4 separate regions of the Homo sapiens genome follow, and all the other regions are linked to region 1. Evidence: chromatin contacts called from ENCODE Hi-C or POLR2A ChIA-PET data. All regions are on one chromosome and are shown on one strand. The core of a region is the stretch at or near the end of the contact, and the rest is flanking DNA. Distances in the headings are between cores, read along the strand shown. Region 1 overlaps GALNT6 (polypeptide N-acetylgalactosaminyltransferase 6). Region 2 holds the start of SMIM41-AS1 (SMIM41 antisense RNA 1). Region 3 holds the start of NR4A1 (nuclear receptor subfamily 4 group A member 1). Region 4 has its middle 17 kb from the start of TMPRSS12.

Region 1 (2,631 bases), core at 48-2,547:
CCCAGCACTGAGCTGGAGTGTGTGCCGGTGTGGGTGAGGTAGGTGTCTTCATGGTGACTTCTTTATTTAATCTTCTCTATGATAGTTAACAACTCTATGAAACAGGGAGTATTGTCCCCAGTGTTTATAGATGGGGAAAGTAAGACTCAAAGTGACTAGCCCAGGGTGGCAGAAGCACAAAGGGCAGCAGCAGGATCCTAGCCAGTCTGCATGTGAGGACTCCCCACCTTCTCCCTCCAGGGGAAGTGAGGCCATGGAATTTTTTTTTTTTTTAATTTTTTAATTCTGGAGCAGATTAAGATCAGAAGGCCAAGGACTTAATGCACCTGAGTTTCAAGGTGGTCTCTTGACCACCAGTGAGGCCACGGACTTTTTTTTTTAAATTTTTTTATTCTGGAGCAGATTAAGATGAGAAGGCCAAGGACTTAATGCACCCGAGTTTCAAGGTGGTCTCTGCTTCCTCTCGCAGTCACCCAAGGCCTTGCCATTTCCCTGTGTGTGAGATCCCGGGAGGGAAAGGGAGAGAAAGGGGTTTGTTGAAGCTGTTCTTTAGTCACTGTCCTGGAGAGTGGCGCCTAGGAGAAGGAAAGTCTCTATAATTTGGAATTTCAGCTTTTTCCTTCTTTTTTTTTCCATGTTTTTTTTTTTTTTCTTCTTTTTTTTGGAGACAGAGTCTTACTCTGTCGCCCAGGCTGGAGTGCAGTGGTGCAATCTCGACTCACCACAACCTCCACCTCCTGGGTTCAAGCAATTATCCTGCTTCAGCCTCCCAAGTAGCTGAGATTATTGGCACCTGCCACCACGCCCCGCTAATTTTTTGTATTTTTTGTGAAGATGGGGCTTCACCATGTTGGCCAGGCTGGTCTCGAATTCCTGACCTCAAGTGATCTGCCCGCCTCGGCCTCCCAAAGAGTTGGAATTACAGGCGTGAGCCACTACGCCCCGCCCACTTTTTCCTTCTTCAATCCTACTGGACAGACAGGTGAGGTGATTATGACATGGCGCTCATTTATGAATGGATTCTTCAGGCAGTCATCTGAGGAGGGGGCTGTATCTTACTTAACTCCAGGAATGAGGCCTCTTATCTCTGGGGGCCAGGACCTCAGGAATCAAAATCAGCCTCATGCAGCAGCCTCAGCCCAGCACTCACTCCACAAATGTCTGTCAATGTGCTGCCAGGTGCCAGATGCTGTTCTGGGAAGGGAGGGGCCTGGTCTGGGTCCTGCCCTTTGAGACTCATAGTGCACCTGCAGCCCCGGGTGCTGGCCCTGACAGGAAGGAGGGAGGAAGCCCAGGCTCCTCAGCATGGCTGCTGTGTTTCCCCGAGAGCTTGCCCAGCTCTGCGCACAGGAAGTTCACGGTAGTGGAGATAACCCACGGACAAAACATCATAGGAAGTGGGTTTTGTGGTGAGAGACAGTGAAGCACTGAGCTGTGAACCTCAGGGGGGGCCCCGAGCACTACAAAGCCCTTCTCCCACGCCTTCCTTCCAGTCTGGTGAGGCCAGACCCAGGGATTCTCAGCCTGAGAGGCTTCCAGCCTCTGGCCTCAAGCCCTTCTGGGGAGACAACTCCCCTAAGCAATGCCCCTCGTGATACTCCACCTGTTCCACCCCCAGACCTACTGGACAGACCCAGAACTGAGGAGACTGGAGCTGAGCATAGCTGTACCGGTGAGCCCAGCCACACACTCATGTCCCCGCCGTGACAGCCTTCCAACTTAGGTTCAACACCCCACCACCCCAACCAGCTTCACTCCTCACAACTCAAGTCCACAAGACCCCTGGGATGCCAACACAGACACCGCACTCAGTTCCATGATCTGAAGTATCATGCAGATGGCTCCCAGGGATTCCTTCCTGACCTTGCCATCTTCACTTGGATGTGGAACAAAATGGAAAATTCAACATATGCCCAAAACAGGCTCTGAATTTCCCCTGCAAATCTGCCCCCCAGTCTCCCTCACGTCAGTACACGGTGCCAGCATCCCTCCAGCTGCTCTAACCTGGAAGTCATGCTAGAATCCCCCCTGCTGTCCCCTTCCACAATCAGCACATCTGCAGGTACTGCCAGCTCTCTCTCTCATCCCCACAGTCACTGCTTTTCTGCCTTCTATACCACTCTCCTCAATCTATTCTTGACACGGCAGCTACTGTGAGAAGTAAAATTCTCTCTAAAAATCATAAATCAGATCATGTCACTACAGCGGCTTCAAATTGTATTTAAAAACAAATCCATGGTGTTTCCTTATGGAAAGGTATGATGGTTCCTTAAAAAAAACTAAAGACAGAATTACCATATGATCCAGCAATTCCACTTTTGGGCATATACCCTGAAGAGCTGAAAGCAGAGACTTGGATATTTGCACACCAATGTTCACAGCAGCATTAGTCACGATAGCCAAAGGCAGAAACAGCCTCAGTGTCCATCAGCGAATGAACGGACAAACAAAATGTGGTGTATACATACAATAGAATAGTATTCAGCCTTAAAAAGTAAATTCTGGGCCGGGTTTGGTGGCTCACGCCTGTAATCTCAGCACTTTGGGAGGCCAAGGTGGGTGGATCACCTGAGGTCAGGAGTTCGAGACCAGCCTGACCAACACGGAGAAACCCTGTCTCTACTAAAAATT
Region 2 (2,631 bases), core at 97-2,596, 750 kb after region 1:
GGCCGTTTTCTTTCTATAATGCTCCATGCACTTGAAGGGTTAAAAAGGCATACCGAGAATCAGTGTCAATGTTTACAGTCTTACCTTCATGGAGTTCTAAGGCCCAAATTAAAGCAATGGGTTCAGCTTTCTGGGCTGAAGTGCCCTGGGGCAACGATCTGGCTTCAACAACAGTGTACAGGGTTACCACTGCATACCCTGCACATCTCTCTCCTTGTAGGTTGATGAAGCTGCTCCCGTCCACGTGTAGTTCCCAGTCTACTGATGCCCAAGGCTGGTCCCGGAGGTCAGATCTACTAGAGTCAACTGAGTCAAACACTTCTACACAATCATGCCCGACAGGGCTCTCTGATACTGGGAGCAAGGTGGTGGGGTTTAGGGTGTTCCAAACTTCAATGGTTATACGGAGATTTTCACAGAGCAAACTTTGGTACTTGGTGAGTCTAGCATTCGTTAGCCAATGATGTCCTTTAGTATTCATTAAAGTCAACACAGCATGGGGAGCCTTTATGTTCAGGTTTTGCCCAAGAGTCAGCTTATTTGCTTCTTGTACTAGCAGGGCAGTTGCTGCCAAGGCCCTCAAACACAGGGGCCATCCTTTAGGAACCCCATCTAGTTGTTTAGAGAGGTAGGCCACTGGCCTCGGCCAGGGCCCCACAGTTTGGATGAAAACTCCAACTGCCATCTTTTCTCTCTCTGACACATACAATGTAAAAGGCTTTGTCAGATCGGGTAGCCCCAGGGCTGGGGCTGACATAAGTTTTTTCCTTTAACTCATGAAAGGCTTGCTGTTGTTGAGATCCCCATTCAAAAGGTTCCCGGTCCCCCACTTTGTGACCTCATACAAAGGCTTGGCTAATACTGCAAAGTTTGGGATCCACAGTCTACAAAACCCCACAGCTCCTAAGAATTCTCTCACTTGCCTTCTGCTCTTAGGCTCCAGTAGATTGCAAATGACCTGCTTTCTTTCTGATCCCAGGCTGCATTCCCCGTGTCGGATAGTAAATCCCAAGTAACGTACCTGCTGTCGACAGATCTCAGCTTTTTTCTTGGACACCTTATACCCACAGTCCTCCAGGCGCTGGAGTAGGGCATCCGTTCCCTTGGCGCACCTGACTGCCGTGGGGTGTCTCAGCAAAAGGTCATCAACGTACTGGAGCAACACGCAGCCTAGGTCTCTGGTGGGAAGCTTCTGGAGGTCTGTAGCCAACGCCTCCCTGAAGATGGTGGGGGAGCTCTGGAACCCTTGGGGAAGCCGGGTCCAAGTGTACTGAGTAGTGATACCTGACTCCGGATCTTCCCACTGAAAGGCAAACAGCTTCTGGCTCTCGGGAGCTAATCTGATACGAAAGAAAGCGTCTTTCAGGTCCAAGCAGGTGAACCAGCTGTCCTCAGCTGGCAGCAATCCCAACAACGTGTACGGGTTAGGTACTGTTGGATGTAAAGTCACTGTAGCTTGATTAACCAAGCGCAAATCCTGTACCGGCCTGTAGTCCTTGGTCCCTGGCTTGGGAACAGGCAGGAGGGGAGTGTATACTTGGCATGAAGTACAGCAAATGGAAAAACTTAAATTTTAAAAAAAGAAGAGGTGGGTAGGATGAGGCCAGGCGCAGTGCTTGTAATCCCAGCACTTCGGGAGATCAATGGTGTGAGCCAGTCTAAACCTCCATCTGTGACCTGAAGCTGGCCTATGGGCTGCCGATTTTTGACCTCTGATGACTGACAGGGCTGTCTTCAGTTTCAGTTCCCTCCTGAGCATCAGAGCCATACACAGAACAGCCTACCAGATGCTTTCACTGGGATGTCCTAAGACCTCTCAGTTTCCATGTGTTCAAAACCACACTTGTCATCTCCAAGCTGATTCATCGTGGGTTTCTGTTCCTAGTGATGATACATAAGCACCCCATTGCCCCGGCCAGACCCCCAGGAGACCTCCAAGGCCCTGAGCATTCCTTCCCCTCTTTCAGTGGGTCTCCATGATTTCTTGGCTCTACTCACTTGTGGCATGCCAGGTCTCACGAACGCAGGCCTCCATAACAACTGTTTCAGTACTGGCTGAGTGGTTAAGTTAAATATTAAATAGCCAGTGCCCTGACAATCCTAGAGTCCATGCCCTCCCCATTTCTTTGCCTCCCCATTTCAGGCCCCTACCCTCCCTCACCTGGACCATCTTCACAGCCTCCTAACTGGTGCAGCTATTTACATTTGAATTAATTAAAAGGGGCCAGGCTCAGTGGCTCATGCCTGTAATCCCAGCACTTTGGGAGGCTGAGGTGGTGGATCACCTGAGGTCAGGAGTTCGAAACTAGCCTGGCCAACAAAGTGAAACCCCCGTCTCTACTAAAGATACACAATTTAGCCGGGAGTGGTGTCGCGTGCCTGTAGTCCCAGCTACTTGGGAGGCTGAGGCAGGAGAACTGCTTGAACCCGGGAGGTGGAGGTTGCGGTGAGCCAAGATTGCACCACTGCACTCTAGCCTGGGTGACAAAGCAAGACTCCGTCTCAAAAAAAAAAAAAATTAATTGAAAGGAAATAATGTTTAAAAATTAGTTCCTGCGTCTTACTAGCCTCATTATTTCAAGGGCTCAATAGCCACACTTCCTTACTGCAGAAAGTCCTGTGGGAGCATGT
Region 3 (2,631 bases), core at 64-2,563, 680 kb after region 1:
CCGTGAGGGCTCCCCAGGCTCAGGAGAGATCAGGGTGGAAGGGTGACGGCCAAACCAGGGAAGGCTCCAGGTGGCTGAAGCCTGGTCTGTGCCCAGCAGGGCCCTGGCGGGCTGTTCCTCACTCCACCGGGCAGGTGATAACTGGTCAGAGCTGCCTCCCCACAGGTGCTGGAGGTAGGCTGGGAGGGCCGGTGCTCCCTGATGTGGACAGGGGGAGGGGTATTGATAAGAGGCGTGGAGAGATCCCTAGAGATGCAGTCTGTGGCCCTGGGTTCCAACCCAGTGTGCCACCACCTGGCTGTGTGACCTTCAGCAAGTGCCATTATTTCTCTGAGCCTGTTTGTTTATAAAATGAGGAAGAGTTGGCACAAGTTTGAAAAGATTTCTCAGGCTCCACCCGGTTCTGAAATTCGGTAATTTCCCAACTAGGGTGCACTCCCCCTGTAAGGGGCTGGGGAGGGGACGGTGCGAAACCAAGTTCAGCTTGTGGAGCGGAGCCAGAGCTGTTGGCCGAGCTTGGGCCTGGCCAACGCCTGCCCTCGGGAAGGTCCTGTGTAGGGAGACTGCCTGGAGGGACTAAGCGAGGGCTCTAACTGACGTCTCAGGGGCAGCCTCTCAGCCTGAGACCCTGCTGGGGAAGCCGCGTCCTGTGCACTAGCTGCGCCTAGGGCTGAGGTGAGGGCGCAGGCTCCCCAGGGTGTGTCCGAATTGCCCGCCTCAGCCCGCGGCCTGTCCTGACCGCCCAGCAGCGGCAGCAGCGACACCCTAGGGCTCCAGGAAGGGCTTGGGAAGGTGTAAAGGCGGGGCTAGGCTCGGAGGGAGCCGGAGGGACCGGGCGCGGTTGGCTCCCGGGAGCAACTGGAGAGTGAGGAGATCCTCATCCGGGGAAGCCCCGCGGCCGCGTCTCTACAGCGCCCCTTCTCGGGCTCTGGCCCTCCCGCTGGTTATTCTGGACCTGGGGGCCCCCAGCTGGGACCCGAGTCCGGTGCGGGGAGCCTAGTGGGCCTGGGAGCTGCTATTTTTAGCGGGCGCGGCGGGCGCGAGGAGCCTATTTATAGATCAAACAATCCGCGCTCCCTGCGTCAATGGAACCCCGCGTGCGTCACGCGCGCAGACATTCCAGGCCCCCCCTCCTCGCCCCGCCCCCTCGGGCTCCCCGGGCCGCACCTCCCCCTGGCCGCCTCCCGCCGGAACCGCACCGCCCCCCGCGCCCTTGTATGGCCAAAGCTCGACGGGCGGCCTGCGTCAGTGGCGCCCCCGCCCCTCCCCGTGCGTCACGGAGCGCTTAAGAGGAGGGTCGGGCTCGGCCGGGGAGTCCCAGTGGCGGAGGCTACGAAACTTGGGGGAGTGCACAGAAGAACTTCGGGAGCGCACGCGGGACCAGGGACCAGGCTGAGACTCGGGGCGCCAGTCCGGGCAGGGGCAGCGGGAGCCGGCCGGGTAGGTTCCCTTCGGGGAACGTGCATCTGTTTTTAGGAGCGGTGCATGAAGGAGATGGGTGTACGCGCGGGCAGAGAGGATGTTGTAGGGCCGGCATGCAAGAGGGTAGGTGTAGTGTGCAGCTGTAGCACAACGGGATGAGAACCCAGGTCAGACTGGAAACTACTGGGTGCGGGGTAGGAGGTAGGGGAGGTTGACTACCTGCAAAGTGGAAGCTGTAGGGGGTTGGGGTTGGCGCCGGGAGTAGGGACTTGTCCAGCAGGCGGCTGGCCTTAGTTCAGTCTCCTAGGGTGCCCAACTGGGCGCACGGTGCTCTGAACTTGGGTGGGTGTGGATGGGGGTCACAGCACCGTGGGGGAACAGGTACACAGAGCTTTGGCGCTGCTGGGATCCGTACGATTCTAACTGGGATTGGATTTCCAAAAGGCCCTCCTTCCTCCCAGCCTGTCAGCTCCCTCCCAGTGTCCCGGTTGTTTTCTTAACACTTTAGAGGCTGTGGCTGAGTTGGCAGGGGTTCCCCACCCTGAACTTTCTGTCTGAGGTGCGTTAGGAAGCCTCCGGATCATTGAAGGAAGTGACTGGCTTGGTGGCTGACCTGTGGAGGGCTGCTTGCTGTGTATTGAATAAAGGAGGCTTCTTGGGGTCGGGGCAGGGTCTCTGTAAGCACAGGGAGAATTGATTTCGCTGGGGCTTGGATCACGTGTGTGTGTGTGTGTGTGTGTGTGTGTGTGTGTGTGAGAGAGAGAGAGAGAGAGAGAGAAAGAGAGACAGAGGTGGAAACCCTTGTCCTTGGGGATCCTGGATAGAAGTTGCCAGTGTTGGAGTCTTGGGGCGGTGCTGCCTAGAGGATACCTCCCAACCATTCCAGCTCCAGATGCTGATCATCCCTATGCCCCCTCCCCCAGTAGTCTCTGTTGGATCTTACAGGTAGGGTGCAGCCTGAGGCTTGTTCAGCAGAACAGGTGCAAGCCACATTGTTGCCAAGACCTGCCTGAAGCCGGATTCTCCCCACTGCCTCCTTCAACCCCGCCTCTTCCTCCTCCTGTGGGACTGCTCCCCCCTCCTGTGAGGCTAGATGTAGGTCCATATCTTGTGTTGTTAAGAACCTGCATGAAGGGGGAGGGACTGATGGGGGTTGATCCGGATGTGGGACGTCCAGGTGGAGAAACAGGATTTGAATAAGGCAGGAAC
Region 4 (2,631 bases), core at 72-2,571, 540 kb before region 1:
GGTAATGCTAAAGTAGTGCCATTCATACATTCAGCAGATACTTATCGAAGGCCTTTTCTATTCCAAGCATTACTAGGAAAAAAGTGATGAACGAAGCCGTGTTACAGCTCGTGTTGAACTTAGGTCTTAATGTCATCCTTGAGACTGGTATTTGCCTAAGGTTATATAAGCATTATTAAGGGATCTAAGATTTAAACCCAATTTCTAACTGCCCACTCTAAAATATTAATAGTAGTCCCTCCCCAGTACCCCTAACACAACCCTTATTAAACTCTAGGAGGAGACTGTCTAATTTTGTGCTCTGCTATCTCCCCACAGTCTAGGAAACCATCCCCACAGTCTAATCTAGTTCACTGGAGGGCTTCATAATGCAGATGCTCCTTTACTGTTTTATTGTTTGTGGTTTTTGTTGTTGTTGTTGCTGTTGTTTATTTGAGACGGAGCTTTGCTCTTGTTGCCCAGGCTGGAGTGCAATGGCGTGATCTCAGCTCACTGCAACCTCCGCCTCCCGGGTTCAAATGATTCTCCTGCCTCAGCCTCCGGAGTAGCTGGGATTACAGGCACGTGCCACCACGCCTGGCTAATTTTTGTATTTTTAGTAGAGATGGGGTTTCACCTTGGTCAGGCTGTTCTCGAACTCGTGACCTCAGGTGACCCACCCGCCTTGGTCTCCCAAAGTGCTGGGATTACAGGTGTGCACGCCTGACCTCCTCTACTGTTAATGATGGAGTTATATCCTGATAAACCCATGGTAAGTTGAAAGTATTGTAAATTAAAAATTCATTTAATACACCTAACCTAGCAAACATCATAGCTTAGCCTGGCCTACCTTAGACGTGCTCAGAATGCTTAGATTACCCTATAGGTAAATCATCTGGCAACACAGTAGACTGCAGAGTAACAGTTGTTAACCCTCTTGATCACATGGCTGACTGGGAGCTGCGGCTCTCTGCCACTGCCCAGCATTGCCAGAGTATTATACTGAATATCACCAGCCCAGGAAAAGATCAAAATTTGAAGCGTGTTTCCTAATGAATGAGTATCGTTTTCACACCATCATAAAGTCAAAAAATTGTAAGTTGAACCATTGTAAGTTGGGAACTTTGTTAAATCAATGAAGGTCTGAGTTCAAACTCACTAAGGTACAGACAGGTTTGAAACTTTGCCCAAGGTTACACAGTAAATAAGAAAACCAGGGTTCATACCTAGGTCTGATAAACTCCAAAGTTGTTTTAACTATCAGAATATACCTTCTTTCTTACGTGTGGTGTGGAAGAGTCTGAAAAACTTTATTCCATTGCGTCATAACCTATTATGAAAGACTTTAAAGGTTTTATTTAAATGTGTCCACTAGATGGCAACCCTCCATTTTAAAATCACAGAAGTTTTACACACTGATTTACACAGCTCTAACTCCAAAATTACTTTTTTTCTTTCCTGTTTTTTTTTTTTTTTTTTTTGAAACATGGTCTTGCCATGTTGCCCAGGTTGACCTTGAACTAGTGAGCTCAAGCAGTCCACCTACCTTGGCCTCCCAAAGTGCTGAGATTAGAGGCATGAGCCACCATGCCCAGCCCAGTCCCTGTTTTAATATTTACACAGATCCATAAATAATGCATGCTGGATTGCAGTATTTTTTTTAGAAGTTTATAAATGGTACCTTAATACTGTATCATTCCATAAATGAACGATCAAGTAGACCAGAGGAAATTTAGTGAGGAACGTAGGTATGGTGATTTAATAATTAATTTTGGAACAAAATGATCAAAGTTTTGCCCAACTGACAGCTCTTAGAATTTAATGCCGCATCTGGGGAAAAGGCTTGCCAATTTTTTTTTTTAATTCAGAAAAGCTGCAAATAACATAGGCTAAGTTTACAAAACATTTAAACAAAAACTGCCTTAGAGTTCTTAGCAATAAATTTTTTAAAAGGAAAAGGCCACATCTTGCCAGCTGTAGTCAAAGATAATCAAAATAAATGGAATTCCTATGAATTAACTATGTACTAAGTATTGTGGTAGGTGAAGGATGCCAAATACATATGAACCATGGTTTTTCACAAGCTCAAACTCTGCTTCTGGAGATGACAAAAGAGAACAAAAGGGCCCTCAACTTTTCACTTTATCATTGTGCACAAACACCTAGAATTCTATACCCAGTAAAAACACTCATCAATCCAAAAGACAAGAAAGGAGAGAAAAAGAAAGAAACAGGTGGGACAAACAGCCCAAAATAAGATGGTAGAAATCAATCCATATGTATCAATAATCATAATAAATGTAAACAAACTGGGCATTTTAGTTAAATGACAAAGATTGTCAGGTTGAATTAGGAAATAATATCTAACTATATGGTACTTATAAGAGGTAAATCTAAAATATAAGGAAACAGCAGGGCTGAAGACTTGGTACTTTAAGTAAAAACATGGAAAAAGTTATACCAAATATTAGCCAAAAGCAAGCTGGCATAACTATATTGAACAAGATAGACTTTAAAGCAAAAATAATTACTTGGGACAAAATCAGCCACTAAAAAAAATAAAAGACTCAGGTCTGGCGTCATGGCTCACACCTGTAATCATAGCACTTTGGGAGGCCGAGGTGGGCGGATCACCTGAGGTCAGGAGTTCGA

The links. A loop is a pair of places that touch in the nucleus more often than their neighbours do. ChIA-PET counts read pairs that join two places held with the same protein, here RNA polymerase II (POLR2A). Pooled maps may share reads with other maps.
Region 2: a map with no recorded cell type shows a loop between it and region 1 (11-fold over the local background). The contact joins the promoter of SMIM41-AS1 here to the enhancer-like site in region 1. A Hi-C loop is called at or near these places in 2 of 37 single-sample maps with no recorded cell type and 4 of 50 pooled maps. POLR2A ChIA-PET finds 5 or more read pairs at or near these places in 1 of 52 experiments (OCI-LY7).
Region 3: a pooled map shows a loop between it and region 1 (9-fold over the local background). The contact joins the promoter of NR4A1 here to the enhancer-like site in region 1. A Hi-C loop is called at or near these places in 6 of 50 pooled maps. POLR2A ChIA-PET finds 5 or more read pairs at or near these places in 2 of 52 experiments (B cell and activated CD4-positive, alpha-beta T cell).
Region 4: a loop to region 1 is called in a pooled map, with 4 times the contacts of the local background. The contact joins two enhancer-like sites. A Hi-C loop is called at or near these places in 9 of 168 maps with a recorded cell type or tissue (CD14-positive monocyte, CD4-positive, alpha-beta T cell, CD8-positive, alpha-beta T cell and 3 more), 3 of 37 single-sample maps with no recorded cell type and 12 of 50 pooled maps. POLR2A ChIA-PET finds 5 or more read pairs at or near these places in 1 of 52 experiments (activated T-cell).

Annotation. Positions count from the first base shown.
Region 1 is chr12:51,367,759-51,370,389 of GRCh38, forward strand. The region is part of intron 4 of GALNT6 (polypeptide N-acetylgalactosaminyltransferase 6); the gene reads right to left. Among named protein-coding and RNA genes, the nearest start is that of GALNT6, 22 kb to the right of the region's middle. RefSeq lists an enhancer at 1,568-1,717. Within about 2 kb of position 1,298, at least 7 of the 41 ENCODE cell types and tissues checked have a DNase peak (open chromatin) inside an H3K27ac peak, as active enhancers do.
Region 2 is chr12:52,116,872-52,119,502 of GRCh38, forward strand. SMIM41-AS1 (SMIM41 antisense RNA 1) reads right to left here and starts at 1,347. Exons shown (of 4, transcript XR_007063312.1): 1 at 1,022-1,347. RefSeq lists enhancers at 1-45, 1,409-1,648, 1,969-2,108, 2,119-2,178, 2,209-2,258.
Region 3 is chr12:52,050,129-52,052,759 of GRCh38, forward strand. It overlaps NR4A1 (nuclear receptor subfamily 4 group A member 1), which reads left to right and starts at 1,314. Exons shown (of 7, transcript NM_173157.3): 1 at 1,314-1,440. It overlaps LOC107984510 (a long non-coding RNA gene), which reads right to left and starts at 1,026. Exons shown (of 2, transcript XR_001749148.3): 1 at 1-1,026. RefSeq lists a silencer at 949-1,358 and an enhancer at 1,450-2,007.
Region 4 is chr12:50,824,195-50,826,825 of GRCh38, forward strand. No RefSeq gene overlaps it. Among named protein-coding and RNA genes, the nearest start is that of TMPRSS12, 17 kb to the right of the region's middle. Within about 2 kb of position 1,322, at least 3 of the 41 ENCODE cell types and tissues checked have a DNase peak (open chromatin) inside an H3K27ac peak, as active enhancers do.